Regions from separate parts of the Homo sapiens genome. Here region 2 is linked to region 1. Evidence: chromatin contacts called from ENCODE Hi-C or POLR2A ChIA-PET data. All regions are on one chromosome and are shown on one strand. The core of a region is the stretch at or near the end of the contact, and the rest is flanking DNA. Distances in the headings are between cores, read along the strand shown. Region 1 overlaps XYLT1 (xylosyltransferase 1). Region 2 overlaps XYLT1 (xylosyltransferase 1).

The links. Hi-C counts contacts between places; a loop is a spot of excess contacts on that map. ChIA-PET counts read pairs that join two places held with the same protein, here RNA polymerase II (POLR2A). Pooled maps may share reads with other maps.
Region 2: a loop to region 1 is called in a map of B cell, with 3 times the contacts of the local background. The contact joins two enhancer-like sites. A Hi-C loop is called at or near these places in 1 of 168 maps with a recorded cell type or tissue (B cell), 2 of 37 single-sample maps with no recorded cell type and 7 of 50 pooled maps. POLR2A ChIA-PET finds 5 or more read pairs at or near these places in 3 of 52 experiments (BJ, H1 and endothelial cell of umbilical vein).

What each region holds. Positions count from the first base shown.
Region 1 is chr16:17,258,100-17,262,718 of GRCh38, reverse strand. XYLT1 (xylosyltransferase 1) reads left to right here. Exons shown (of 12, transcript NM_022166.4): 3 at 3,221-3,731. Among named protein-coding and RNA genes, the nearest start is that of XYLT1, 210 kb to the left of the region's middle. RefSeq lists enhancers at 3,009-3,408, 3,569-3,618. Within about 2 kb of position 3,343, at least 11 of the 41 ENCODE cell types and tissues checked have a DNase peak (open chromatin) inside an H3K27ac peak, as active enhancers do; they include B cell, where a contact is called at or near this core.
Region 2 is chr16:17,366,208-17,371,131 of GRCh38, reverse strand. The region is part of intron 1 of XYLT1 (xylosyltransferase 1); the gene reads left to right. Among named protein-coding and RNA genes, the nearest start is that of XYLT1, 100 kb to the left of the region's middle. RefSeq lists an enhancer at 1,457-1,546. Within about 2 kb of position 1,356, at least 23 of the 41 ENCODE cell types and tissues checked have a DNase peak (open chromatin) inside an H3K27ac peak, as active enhancers do; they include B cell, where a contact is called at or near this core.

The DNA.
Region 1 (4,619 bases), core at 2,094-4,593:
AGGAGTGTGGCTGGATATTGTGGTATCCAGGGAATGACACCTTATGGGTTCCAGTCACTGCTCTTGGCCATAGCATGTTTCCTGTCTGTGCCTAATATACAAGGGATAGGGACATACAATCCTAACACATCCCTAGAAGGAATGGAACAGAAATGATTTTTCATAGCTTTATTGAATGCCACCCCTGCCCCATCAGCTCCATCCCGACAGACGCTAATATGAGCAAAGATGGTGATACCCATTATTCCACTGCAGGGGAACTGAATGCTTCTTGATTTACTTCTCAGCAAAACACAAGAGGCGTGATACAATAGCAGATTTTAGAATCAGGCAGATGCAAGTTCGCTGCCTCCCCAACATGAATTTGTGCAAATTACTCGACATCCCCAACCTTATTTTCCACCCTTTTCTGTAAGGTGGGCGAACAGTAGTGCCTACGTTGGAAATTATTTCCAGGAGTTAAGTGAGGTACTGCATCCAAGGGCTTAGCATGGCACCTAGCACGTGATCCATAGTGAAGAATGTATCACAACAAGCGTTGGCTCCTCGTTCTATAAAATGGCAAGATAAATACATCCAATTGTCAGTACCCTATAAGTAATACCTGTGAATAACTTACTGTGGTGCCTGGCTCATGGTAAGAGCTCAGAAAATGCGCCTGAGAGGCTGCTTGGGACTCTTCAAGGGCCTCTGGATAGAAAAAAAGGGAAAAGAGGAACATCAGCAGGTTTTGTTTAGGTTACAAGAATAAAGATGTACTCTAGGTACCAACTGAAGGGGATTTTTTTTGTAGGTATCTGTGGAGAATAAGAAAGACCAGAAGCAGAAGGCCCTCATTTATAGGTCAGGATATAAAAGCAGTTCCTGTGTACAACCAGTAGCCGCCCTGTGACCCAATATGGACTGGTCAGCTGTTTTTTTCTTGGTTCTTTTTCCTTCTTCCTACCTTGTTACCTCCCAGCTCCTGCAGCCTCAGACTCCACGTGCTTCGTGGCTGCTGCTTACTGTCTCTATATGACTTCCTGCAACACAATAGGCCACTAGCCAGCCTGAAGATTGCAATTTGGAGGTCACACACCTCTAGCAGATTCATTTAGCTGGGTGGGAGGGGCCAGATCTTGTGGTTCAGTGTCAGCTTGCAGTACTTAAGGGTTTTGGGTGATGGGTGTAATAAGGATCATACAATTTCTTGGAAGTGGATCATGTCCCTGGTAGCCCAGAGTGTGGGGTCTGTGATCTGCCTGGTTTGAATTCCAGCTTCACCGCCAACTAGCTGGGTGACCCTGGGCAAGTCACTTGTTCATGGGTGCTTAGTTTCCCATCTGCAAAATGAAAGTCATAGCAGTACTCAGCTTACAGAATGGCCACAAGGTGTCTTAGTGTCAGAGCCTCCAACAAATAGGAGAAATTCGTGCTTACTGCTAGGAGCAATGGAGCAGAGGCTAGAGGAGCATCTTTTTTTTTTTTTTTTTTTTTTGAGAGCCAGTTTCACTCTCCCCCCAGGCTGGAATACATTGGTGCAATCTCAGCTCACTGCAACCTCCGCCTCCCAGGTTCAAGCAATTCTCCTGCCTCAGATTTCTGAGTTAGCTGAGACTACAGGTGTGCACCACCACCCCTAGCTATTTTTTGTGTGTGTGTGTTATTGGTAGAGATGGGGTTTTGCCATGTTGACCAGGCTGGTCTCAAACTCCTCACCTCAAGTGATTCACCTGCCTCGGCCTCCCAAAGTACTGGGATTACAGGTGTGAGCCACCACGCCCAGTCCTAGGGGCACCTTCTTCTCCAGGCCATCACTAAGTCGTATATGGATGGTGAGGACAGAAGCAACTAACCCAGTCCCAGAGGAGGAGGCCTTTTAACTCACACTCCAGCAGAGCAGGGGTCTGCATACATTTTCTTAAAGGGCTGGATAGAAATATTTTAAGCTTTTCAGACCAGAAAGTTTCTATTGCAACTATTCACTCTGCTATTGTATCAGGAAAGCAGCCATGGACAATACACAAATGGACAGGTATGGCTGTGTTTCAATAAAACTTTATTTATAAAAAACACAGGCAGTTGTTTGCTGACCTGCTGGGGTGGGAGCCTTGCTGAGGGTCAGCTGCTCTTGGGTACCCCTGCAGATCCGCTGTTCAGGCCCCGACACCTTTTTCCTTGGGAACTGGTAAGAGGCATATTTCAGCCCTCCTTAAAAGGAGGACTAGCAGGGATGCCGCCCATTGCCCCTGTGTTTCCATAGCAACAAGGGCAGCTATATGGAGCCATTACTCTTCTCTGTGGCTTCAGAGGTCAGGGGCCGTGTTGTAGGACATTGGATATGCTTTCAGATTAAGGCCTTGGGAATGAGCTTTAAGCAGAAGCAACATGTTGCAGAAACAATTTGGGGCATTGGTTGAATGATGCATTTGATCATTCGACTGATCAAAGTAACCAGGACCCATTTACCCATGGAGGAGCTGAGTTTGGGGTCCAGCCCTTCTGGAAACATCCATGCCATGCGTGGTCTCCAGAATGACTCCTGATCTTTGTCTTGACCCCAAATGACTTCATCACTTCTGTTCCATGTACACACATGAAGAGCCAAACTCAAGCACAAGAGTGTCGCAAGTTTGCTTTGCTCCAGGACTTAGTGTAAAGTTTATTCTACAAGGGCTGCATTCCTCTTAAAAAAAAAAAAAAAAAATTGCGGCTGGTTTCTTTCCCACAGAATTTACAACGGCTCAGTCTGATTTCTCTTATGGGCATAGATATATGAGCATGTCCTAAAGGCAATGGAATGTATGTAATATCCTACCAATATTTTTCCCTTTATAACTTTATTATATCATTTCCAGCCCTTAAGTAAACCATCACAGCACTTTCAGCTGGAATTTAAACGGGACGCTGGAACAAAATGTTTGTTACCCAGTGGCAAAGACAGTCAAGGAAAGAAACTGACTTGAAAAGGTGTGGTTAATAAGAAGCATTGAGAATCGTAGTCATGGCACTTTAGAGCTTGAAAAAGCCTTGGTTTCTGGTTGGAACATCTCCTATTTCCAGATGGGGAAACTGAGGTCCAGAGAGAGCCATCTTACCAGAGGTTAAACCAGTAGCAAAAGTAGGATGTGAAACTATGGCCCCGGCTTCCAAGTCCGTATGACTCACTCTTCAAAGGCCAGTCTGCTTAGCATGATCTCTCAGTCAAGTTTCTCTTCTGTTTCTCTCCCCTCTTCTCCAGGATGGCTACTTTTCTCATCGGCCGAAAGAGAAAGTGCGAACAGACAGCAACAACGAGAACTCTGTCCCCAAAGACTTTGAGAATGTCGACAACAGCAACTTCGCACCCAGGACTCAAAAGCAGAAGCACCAGCCTGAGTTGGCGAAGAAGCCACCGAGTAGACAGAAGGAGCTTTTGAAAAGGAAGCTGGAACAGCAGGAGAAAGGAAAAGGACATACATTCCCTGGGAAAGGCCCCGGTGAGGTGCTGCCTCCCGGGGACAGAGCCGCAGCCAACAGCAGCCACGGGAAGGATGTGTCCAGACCGCCTCATGCCAGGAAAACTGGGGGCAGCTCCCCCGAGACCAAGTATGACCAGCCCCCTAAGTGTGACATCTCAGGCAAGGAGGCCATCTCTGCCCTGTCCCGTGCTAAGTCCAAGCACTGCCGCCAGGAGATTGGGGAGACTTACTGCCGCCACAAGTTAGGGCTGCTGATGCCTGAGAAGGTGACTCGGTTCTGCCCCCTCGAGGGTAAGTTCCAACCCCGCTGGCTCAGAGAGGGATCTCCTGGCCACTTCCTCCTCCTGCCCAGCCCCATTCTGCTCACCTTCTCAGACCTTCTGAGAAAGGCCACCCTGTTTTCCAAACCCCAGATGAGCACACGAGATCTGATGTGTTCTAGTACTCCCTGAGTGTTGAAGTCTTGTATCAGAAAAATTTTGCAAAATCAGATTACCTTTTGTAGGTGCTTTAACCCATTGCCTTTATGGCAAAGGATGAAATTATAGTGAAATCGGGAGCTGATGTGATGCTGGCAGGAGCCAAGGGAGCTGTATTGATATGGTTTCGTTTCTCTTTCAGTAGAATATTGGGATTAGAATTGATATGAATATTATTGTAATTGATTATGATTTGAGAGGTTTCTAATTGGTTGCATTAACTTCAGAGGCTCTGTAACTTTCCGTTTTCCTTCATCAAAAGTTTCTTTCCCTCTTCTCTTCTCTTTCTTCCTCATATGTTTCCTGTTTCCCTCCTTCTTTCCTTCTCATTCCTTTATTTTCTTTCTCCCTTTTTCCTCCCTTCCTTCCTCATTTTCTTCCTGGTTTGTTTCTCCCTTTCCTTTTCTTCCCTCTTCTCATTCCCTTCCTTATTTTCCTCTCTTCCCCCTTCCTTCTTTCCTATTTCCTTTCTTCCTTATTTTAATTTTCTTTCTCTCTCCTTTCCTCTTTTCTTCCTATTTTCTTTCTTCCCTTCTACATTCCTTCCTGCTTTCTGTCCTCTTCTTTCCTAATTTTTCTCTCCTCCCTCCCTCCTTTCTTCTTTTCCTTCCTTCATTCTTTACTTCCTTCCTTCCTTCCTTCTTTCCACCTTTCCTTGCTCTTTGCTTTTCCCCTCCCTCTTTCCCTTCACTGGCACTCT
Region 2 (4,924 bases), core at 107-2,606, 110 kb before region 1:
GGTGCTTCTTGAGTTAAATTATTCTTGGACTTTGCAGCCACGTTACTTTACAACCTGTCTATGGTTCATATCCCGTCCTTCTCTCTAACCTCAGGTCCTCCAGCTGAAAGTGCTGGGCTTAGCTTAGGATCCACTAAACCAGAGATTACAAACACCAATGCCCACAGCAGCCACACTGGCAGCCGTAAGTGAAGGACATGTGTCTGGGGCGGGGACTGTGGCAAGCAGGAGGGCCTGTGACCCTTCTAAGGGAGATAGCTGCTTTCCAGTGCCAGAAAGGCAGTGCCTTAGGAAAATGCTGGATTTGTGTAGCTAGGTCTTCTGATTTTTCCAAAAAATGCCAGAACTTTGCAGTTTTATGGGAAACCTCCTGAATGTGAAGTATTGGCATCCTATGTAGGTTTTTGTTGTTCTTTTTAAAACATTGTGCAGGCTGAACAAACTATGCCTGAGCTGAATACTGCTTGTAGATTCCAGTTTCTGTTGGCCACCTCTGCAGTCAGCCCATGAAGATCGTGTTCTCAAAGTGCTGGCTAAACAGAGGCCACTGCTGAGTCACTAGGGTTGCTTCCCACCACTTCATGAACGTGTTCAGTGTGAGACCACACACTTTACCTTGCATCTTGTTTCTCCAGCTCTTTCTCATCCTGCCCTCCCCGCAGATGTCTCAATGAAGTCCCTGGGAAAGTAACACTTACTCTCCTGAATACAGCCTACAGTTCCACCAAGCGTGGCATGCATGTGAGCGAGGGTCCCCCAACCCCGCCCCACTGCAGAAGGCGTAGAAATGAAAGCGGATCGTTGTAAGCTTTGGATCCGCCAAATGGGACTTAGCACAGCGTCGTCTCCTGCGTGTTGATTATCAACTTGCTTGGGGGATCTCAGGCTCTTGCCTGACCTTGGCATGAGGTCTGGCAAATTTGGCTTTCTGGGTGTAGAATTGATCGTTTCAGAAACAAAGCCATTGAGACAGAGTTAAGGAGAGTCCTCTATTCACGGATGAAAGGAGCTCATTGTATAAAATTGGTGTGACCTGGACCCCCTTCCTCTGGCCCCCTCCTGTTGTTCCCTTCCCCCACAGCTGGGGCTTTGTAAGGGTCTCGCAGGATGTTCTATCCCAGGCCATACTTTCTTCCCATCTTCCTGTCTCTGAGGCTGCCCCGAACAGAAGGAGAGCTGGGCTTGGAGCCCCTTTGCACGTTTTTGGCTCCTCGGGCCAACTCTGTTGTCGTGGGTGATGAGAGCACTTCCTTCCGAGAGAGCTAGGAGAAAAACAGCCAGGCTGTTCACAGGCAGCTGCCCAAGGCGGCTGTGCAGGAAGAGAAAACAGTGGGTGCTAAGAACCTCTTCCTGTTCTGCCTTCTGCACGGGCACCTCCCTTCTGGGTCACGGCCCTGAAAAGTCAAGACTGTTGAGCTAGAGGAAGATGGTCCTGTGTGTATTAACCTCAGTGCTCAACTTCCTGATGGATTATTTGAGTTTTTCTGTTTCTGCTGTGAAGTCACGGGATCCCGAATTTTTCTTCTTGAGGTTGGCGGGTGAGGGTTGGAGTCATGTTCATGGGGTAACATGGTACCTTCCTTTGTGGGGGAGGGGTAAGGTATGGTGGTGAACAGATAGGAAGGTCATAAACTTAGATGCTTTCAGGGCTCAGCCCAGGTGGGCAGGGTGGGGTTGTGGCAAACAGAAGGGGATGTGCCTGCCTTAAGTGGACCTGCCTACCCAGTGGGTCAGATCTTTCCACATTTCACGAAAAGCCACAAATCAGAATATCATGATTTCACCCTAAATTTTAAATGCTGGCACCTAATTTTAAAAAAAGTATTGTTCAAAAATTAGCCAGGCTTAGTAGCATGTGCCTGTAATCCCAGCTCCTCAGGAGTCTGAGGCAGGAGAATCGCTTGAACCCGGGAGGTGGAGGTTGCAGTGAGCCGAGATCACGCCACTGCACTCTAGCTTGCGTGACAAGCAAAACTCCATCTAAAAAAAAAAAAAAAAAAAGAAGTATTTTTGTGCACCATGCAGATCACACCATACCACATCCAAGCATTTTGGTTACCTTTTTTTCTTTTTTTTTTTAAACCTCTCTGAAGATATTAAGGTTAAATGGGCCTGGCTCTGTGGCTTTCAACCAAGTCTTTGAAACTCTCTGAGCCTCAGTTTCCTCCTATATAAATTAGGAACAGTACTACAGGGTATTCATAATCCAGGAACAAGGAAATACTTAATGTCATCAAGAGAAAAAGCAAACTGGGCACACTGACTCTTGCCTGCAATTCCAGCAATTCGGGAGGCCAAGGCAGTAGGATCACTTGAGACCAGGAGTTCAAGACCAGCCTGGGCAACATAGGAAGACCCCATCTCTACAAAAAATGAAATATTAGCCAGGCGTGGTGGCACAGGCCTGTAGTCCCAGCTACTTGGGAGGGTGAGGTGGAAGGATTGCTTGAGCCCAGAAGTTCAAGGCTGTGGTGAGCCATGATTACATCACTGCACTCCAATCTGGGCAGCAGAGCAAGACCCTGTCGTTTTTTTTTTTTAAAGTAAAAACCAAAAAAAAAAAAAAAATCTATCTATCCAGTCTTTATGGCCTTCTGGGAACAGCCACTTCATGAGGATAGAATGTGGGTTTATTGAAGTAATGCTCATAAATGGTGAATTATGGTATCTCATAAGGACTTAACCAATGATAGCGGTCTACTGGGCGCTGTCATCAAGGCTGTCATCTTCATTGTCACTATCGTTTCATTAAGAAATATTAGAGGAGGTTGAGGGGACAGGCTGCAGGCAGAGTCCCTCCCCTGCTGAAGCTTTCTGACTCCATCCTGACTCTAAATGTAGAAGGCCCATCCGTCCCCTGCAGGGCCACCTTCCAGCCAGGTGTTCTCATCGTCTCTCTTCTGTCCTAGGAAGGCAGCTCTACATCCCGAGCTGTAGCCTGGGACTGCAAAGCTCTCCACTCCCCACCTCCTGGGATCGTTTTTTCCGCCCCCCGTGGTTTGTGTCGGCAGTTCTGTGTGTGGCCTCTTGGAGTCATTCCAGACGCGAAGCACTGCTGAATCACAGTTTTCCTGTATCTTCGACAATAGATGTCCTGGTCAGAGGCTCTTGTGAAGGAGCAAAAGAGGAGGAAGTGAAGAAAAGCAGGGAGGGATGTGCATAGAAATTTATTTTGGCAAAATGGGATGAACTCCAGATTTGGTATCAAAAAACTGACATTCTACACTGAATTTTAATCCAAACTGTGTGTGGCCCTTAGGAAATAGGCCTTTCCTCCTGGATCTCCCATGCCTCACCAAACAGTGATGGGTTTGATTCAGGTCAGGGACGGACATCTAGGGAAACTGGAATCTATTAATAATATCTGCTCCTCGGGCCGTATTGAGAATTTGAGGCCAGGTGGACTGCTTAGTAACAGCTGCCTCGGGCAACTTATTGTGAATTCGCTGCATAACTGGTCTGCACCTCTAAGTGCTTTTCTTGAACTCACGATTTTGGATTCTGGAGCTCAAATATGAACTATTTTCCTGTGGAACAGAGATCTCACCCAGCAGTCCCAGAAGTCACATAGTATCATTGGAACTCCAGACAATGTCTGTGGGACACTTGGCAGTATTGGTTCCAGTTGGGCCACCTGCCATCTTGGTGACCACAGCAAGTGGGTGCAAAATTGATAGGTGCTGCGGCCTGTGCCTGGGAAAAGCTAATTATCGGGATGAATTATAGATGTGGCGTGTGTTCCCAGCTCCAGGAGGATGTGTGTTCAAACACAGCCTGGGTGGCCACCTTTAGAAAGATTTGCGGCATGGTGGGATTTAGCCAGCACTTCCTGTCTGGGCCATGTCGGGTAACGGCTGCCTTCTTGGCACGTGGCAGGTCTTGTTTATGGTCTGAGATGCCTCTGAGCTGTGAAAAGCAAAACACTGTAAAGTGTCGCCAATTGTCTTCTAAGAGGAACTAACATTGGTGGCCCACCCACTCTGTCAGGACTGAGCCGGGCTCTGGTAGAACATCTCAGTCAGTGCTCCACAATGAGTGTGAGAGGATCATGGTGATGATTATTACCATTAACCACTGGAAAAAGCAAAGTAGTCGACCTGAAGACTCGCAGCAAGGAAATGAGAACATCTAGTATGAGGAGCATCTGATCCAATTCAGTGCTCCTTATGGCTTCTTAGTGCCAGATGCTGATAGAACCAGGAACTGTGGTTTAATGATTCCAGTTCAAGATGTGGTTGTACCACTGGGAAGCAGGGTAGCTTAGTGGTCCAAAAGGATGCCCTGTTTCAAATCCTGGCTTCACCACCCACTAATGAATGAGTTTGAAAAAATTACTTCTCCTTTGAGCCTCAATTACACCATCTGTAAAATGGGGCTTTTGGTGCCTGCCTCCTGGAGTTCTTGTAAGGTTGGTTTGTTTGTTTGTTTGTTTGTTTTAAGACACGGTCCCAGTCTGTCACCCAGGCTGGAGTGCAGTGGCACTATCTTGGCTCACTGCAGCCTCTGCCGCCAGGGTTCAAGCTGTTCTCGTGCCTCAGCCTCCTGGGTAGCTGGGACTACAGGTATGCACCAACACGCCCAGCTAAGTTTTATATTTTTAGTAGAGATGGGGTTTCACCATATTGGTCAGGCCAGTCTCGACCTCCTGACCGCAAGTGATCCGTCAGCCTTGGCCTCCACGGATTACAGGCTTGAGCCACAACACCCAGACAGTTGTAAGAATTAAATAAGATAATATTTACAAACCCCTTACAGTAATACCTGGCATTCAGTGTGAGAACAATGTTAGCTGGTATTTTGATTATTGTCAATATTGACTAGCTATGTGACCTTAGGCAATTTGCATTAATATGGGGGTGATAAATTCTGTTGCTTGCAGTAGCCAGGCCAGCTACTCAGTCTGGAGCTGTTTTCTTGCAAGAAT